2 separate regions of the Homo sapiens genome follow, and region 1 is linked to region 2. The links are chromatin loops, found by intact Hi-C in ENCODE. Cell type or tissue: chondrocyte. All regions are shown on one strand. Region 1 overlaps PSIP1 (PC4 and SRSF1 interacting protein 1). Region 2 overlaps TTC39B (tetratricopeptide repeat domain 39B).

Region 1 (2,500 bases), 270 kb after region 2:
GCTGAGGCAGGAGAATCACGTGAACCTGGGAGGTGAAGGTTGCAGTGAGCCGAGATGGCGCCACTGCACTTCAGCTGGGGCAACAGTGTGAGAATCCGTCTCAAAACAAAAACAAAAACAAAACAAAAAAATACAAAAATTAGCTGGGCATGGTGGTGCATGCCTGTAATCCCAGCTACTTGGGAGGCCGAGGCAAGAGAATTGTTTGAATTCGGGAGGTGGAGGTTGCAGTGAGCCAAGATCGCACCACTTCACACCAACCTGGATGACAGAGCGAGATCCGTCTCAAAAAAAAAAAAAAAAAAAAAAATTAGCCGGGTATGGTGGCACACTTCTACAGTCCCAGCTATTAGGGAGGGTAAGATGGGAAAATCCCTTGAGCCCACAAGTTTCAGGTTGCAGTGAGGCATGATTGTGCCACTGCACTACTCTAGCCTATGTGACAGCATGAGACCCCATCTCTTAAAAAAATTTTTTAAAAGGAGGTATCTAAAATTTAAAATAATTCAATCATTTCCCATCACTTCTGTAAGTTCCAAGGTCTTTAGGACAACATCAGGTTTTTTTGGTACCCATTTCCCTCAGACTTTATGGTGTGTTAATAATGAAATACAATACTCAAGATGCTTGAGTAGGAATTTCCTCTATGTGAAATGGCTTCATGTGTCCTTCCCTGCTCCTTCATCCGCCTGACAAAATTCTGCCTGTATTTTAAAATCTTGTTATCACACCACTTCCAACCCATACTGCACAACAAATAAGCCACTGTAATTATTTATTTTCATAGTTTACCTCCTCATGAGATACTGAACTTTTGGTTTTCTTTGCATCTTTGGTATATGATAATAATTTGAGACATAAATAGGTCAGAAAAGGGTGTGAACAAAACTTCGTATATGGAAGGAAAATTTCATATTAATTAAAAGCCTACTATGTACCTAACCTTGCACTGTCACTCACACTCATTTCTCACAACGTGAAGTAACAACAACAACAACATAATGGACAACACTTATATAACACTTACTAGTGTTTAGGTATCAGGATTTAGCATAAACATTTCACATATGTTAAATCATTTAATCCTCCACAACCTTGGAGTATATATTTCTACCCAATTTAGAGAAAACTGAGGCACAGTCATTAAAATGAATGAAAACTGGTGTATTTTATTTCCTTTACCACTCAAGTTACTTTAAGGGTGCTATATCACTAAGAAAGAAACACAGATAGTTTTGCCAAGTAAAACATAACCCATAAAAAATTAAAGGGTTTAGAATAAAAGCTGAAATTTAAGGTTTCATTGTATCTACTCTCCCTCAACCCAATTAAAATAAAAATTCTTTTCAGATCCCCATGGTTGGTAAGTCAGTGAAATTACCTTTCTCTTTCTCCCCCTTCTGGCAGCTTTTGGAGTAGTTATGTCAACTGCTTTAGTCACATCCTAAAAAAGAAAAAAGAAAACTGAATACTGAATAAATTATTCCAGGAATGAAAGAAACCTTGTTAAACTAAAAGTTACAAGCACGTTTAACTGAAAGCATTGGGGAAATCTGTTTTGCTCTGTAGAGTTCTGAAATTAAAAACATTGTGTCTCAACATTATAAAGTGAGAAAAATGCATTTCCACTGTCAGATCAAATGTAAGTCATGGTTGCTGGTACACCAGGAAGTCTGTCTATTTAAATTTATAAAACTACTTTTTCTACACTAGAATTCTGAATTATAGGGGTGGATAAATTTGAATTGTGAATTTTAAAGGGTGGCTGGGACATTGAAGATCATCTAACAACCATTTCATTAGGCCTGGAAGGGCTAAATGAGTCATCTTTACACACAGATCATATACAGTTGGACATCAACCTAGGTTTTAAAAAATTTAGTCTAATGCTGTTTCCAGTACATCCATCCTACAACACTTCTCTTTAAAAAAAATCCTTAACACTACCGCACCCTACAGTTGGACTTCATGTTTTACATATAAAAATAACTTCAAATAATAACAGGTATGCATCTTAAAGATGCATAAGTTGTTTGACAATACTGTATTTAATATTTACACAAGGAAATAAGCCTTAAATATTTTCTAATTCACTTTTGAAGTACTTTAAAAATTACTTACTAATTAATCATGGCCAACTCATTTCATTATTTCTTCCTTGAAACAAAATGGGTTTAAAATGTTAGGAGAAATAGAACATACCTCATTGCTGGCTTTTTCTTCATGGTCGGTATCTTCCTTTGAAACACTAGTTTCCTTTTCTTCAACTTCAACATCAGATGATGCATTTGATTGTTTAGTTGCTGCCTGTGAGCAATCAACTCTATTAATTTCAAAAAATAAGTTTTTATCCCAATAATATATACAATTCTTTATTTTTATTTTTTTTTTAGAGACAGGGTCTCACTCTATCACCCAGGCTGGAGGCAGTGGCGCAATTATGGTTCACTGAAGCCTCAATTCCTGGGCTCAAGGCATCCTCCCTCCTCAGCCTGAGCCC
Region 2 (2,500 bases):
AGTCAAAAAGCTGAAACTCTAAACCCTGAAGTCTATAGGACACAGATCATCCTTTTCCAACACTCTACATGCAGCACTGGCTAGCCATTTGTGGGAACTCAGTCTGTGCTACTGAACACCACGTGGGGAAACCCACACACACCAATGAAAACTAACCTCCAAAGTACCTTCCCTTATCCCTATAACTAAAATCAGTATTTGTGGTAAAATTCTCCACAGGTTAAAAATGAAGTTAAAGTGCAATATTTGGAAGCTCTCTTCATTTGAGGAGCTTACAACACAATTACATCAGGATGTAATTTCACCCATGTTAACCTTCTGATCATGAACCTTCTGCCCTAGTCCTATGGGGGGCACATCAAGCAATTGACAGCAACAGGGGTCATTTCCTCCCATCCATCTGATCAGGGTGCTGCAGCCAGCCATTCCTGGATTCTTGAATATTCCTAAATGTCCACAAACCAAGCATCTTCCATACTGTGAAACACCTATCATTTTTTAAAAGATATCAAAATAACTTACCCCTTGAAAAAAATTTTGATAGGGTCTTCCTATACACACAAAGTAAAGCTTAAAATAAAACTAAAAATCTATCTCATTTTCACCAAACAAAAGTGTTCAAAAACAGGTCCTTCTTAAACAAATAAAACATTCCCTCATGAATTTGCATCTCCCACTTAAAACAAGAATGTTCCTTGTGTGGCTTGGTTTGGCATGCAGTACCTAATGTCATCTACATTGAGAGATGCTTGCTGCTAATCCCACTGAAATCCCCCCGAAATCCCCCCCAGATCTCTGTAGCTCAGACCCCAGGCTATCAAAAAGAAAAGTGGAATATGTAGATGCCAAATGGGAATCCTTCAGCTTCGAGGCTGAATTTCTTTTCTGTAACTGTGGCCAATTTCAAACACAGAGCTTTTGGTCAGGCAAATGACATTATTTTTGTCACACAGGCATAAAAGTTTGCAGTCACATCTTAAGTATTTAATGACTCGTCATACTTTTGGCAGGTTTGTAAAGCGTCCTTCATGGCAGAAATGCCGTTCTGGATGTCCTGTTGCTCGAAGGTCAGGACAGCCTGCAACACCACAATGGTACTGTAGCCCAAGGCATGGTACATACTCTCCTTAGCCCTGGGAAGAACACAGGGAATTCAGACATTTTAATTCAATGGAAATACTGATCATAAGAAATCCTAGTAAATGCATGTCCTGACTTGCACAGTAACCTTTATTCCTTCACCATAATCACTGAAATTATATGGGTGGTGAAAAGTAACCTCTTAAAAACTCAAGTACCAAGGACTTTCCAATGTAAACCCACACAGGCAGAACAAAATGTTCCAGGTTGAAGGGGACAATATGCATTTCCCTATTTCAACACAAGAGGGCAGCCTGCAGGCAGATTGCAAGCAAACTGTTTTCTGTTGAAAAAGGGGCAGCACACGGCCTTTGGCTCTGAAATAAGTGCTAAAATAAAGGCCGCTGGAAATGTATTTTTTGACAGAGAGATTCTGATATATTTTTTCAAAAATAAAGGCTTATATAAAATAATCCCTCTCCTCGCCAGCCAAAGGCCAAGAGCAAACAAGATTTTGGAATAAGTTAGGCTGGTCACAAGAGCCATGACCAAAGTAGTTGTCAGACCTTGTATCTAGTCTAATCCCATTATCTGAAGTTCCTGATTAAAGTTCTTGATATTTCAAATCATCAAGTTACAGTGAGAACTGCTTCAGGATTCTTAAGGATGTTAACTAGAACTAGTCCTAATAGATGGCAGACATCCAGATTCTCGGGCTATGAGAACATCATTTATTTTCTCAAAACTTCTTAAGCTGTATTAATTATTTATAAGGTTTAAAATGGTAATGCATGGTTTTGTTTTTAATTTAAATATTAATGCATAACAGCCTGCTGCCATGCAAAACAAATGCAAGCCACATTATTCTTTGCCTCCATGGAAATAGTCTAAACATCCTTTGGTAATTTGCAGCTTGTCCTGAACATTGAGGGCACTATCTGTTCAAAAGAACCACAAGGAATCAGAGCAGCCCAAAGTTAATCATTAATTGTGGTTTCAAACCTCACATTTTTAACTGAAAGCTCTTTCAAGAAGCAAAAAAAAAAAAAAAAATGATTCAAGTGAGGGAAAAGTATTTTTATTTATTTAATTTTTTTTGAGACAGAGCTTCGCTCTTGTTGCCCAGGCTGAAGTACAATGGCACAATCTCGGCTCACCACAACCTCCGCCTCCCGGGTTCAAGTGATTCTCCTGCCTCGGCTTCCCGAGTAGCTGGGATTACAGGCATGCACCACCATGCCTGGCTAATTTTTTGTATTTTTAGTAGAGACAGGGTTTCTCCCTGTTGGTCAGGCTGGTCTCGAACTCCCGACCTCAGGTGATCCATCTGCCTCGGCCTCCCAAAGTGCTGGGATTACAGGCGTGAGCCATTTAAACACTGAAACATGTACAAAAATCGGAGACTAACCTGACTGAACAC

Evidence for each region. Hi-C counts contacts between places; a loop is a spot of excess contacts. Peaks named below come from ENCODE experiments on the same cell type or tissue, not always from the same donor. Only the 100,000 strongest peaks of a DNase experiment are listed, where the experiment ranks them.
Region 1: it touches region 2 in a loop (2.9-fold over the local background); 6 of 110 quality-filtered maps call a loop at or near these places.

Annotation. Positions count from the first base shown.
Region 1 is chr9:15,484,625-15,487,124 of GRCh38, forward strand. It overlaps PSIP1 (PC4 and SRSF1 interacting protein 1), which reads right to left. Exons shown (of 16, transcript NM_033222.5): 5 at 2,203-2,307; 6 at 1,382-1,444. Among named protein-coding and RNA genes, the nearest start is that of PSIP1, 25 kb to the right of the region's middle. In chondrocyte, CTCF peaks have their summits at 1,410 (motif pointing left) and 1,619; no DNase peak of the experiment used is centred here.
Region 2 is chr9:15,210,265-15,212,764 of GRCh38, forward strand. TTC39B (tetratricopeptide repeat domain 39B) reads right to left here. Exons shown (of 20, transcript NM_152574.3): 5 at 1,002-1,133. Among named protein-coding and RNA genes, the nearest start is that of TTC39B, 96 kb to the right of the region's middle. In chondrocyte, CTCF peaks have their summits at 1,383 (motif pointing right) and 1,650; no DNase peak of the experiment used is centred here.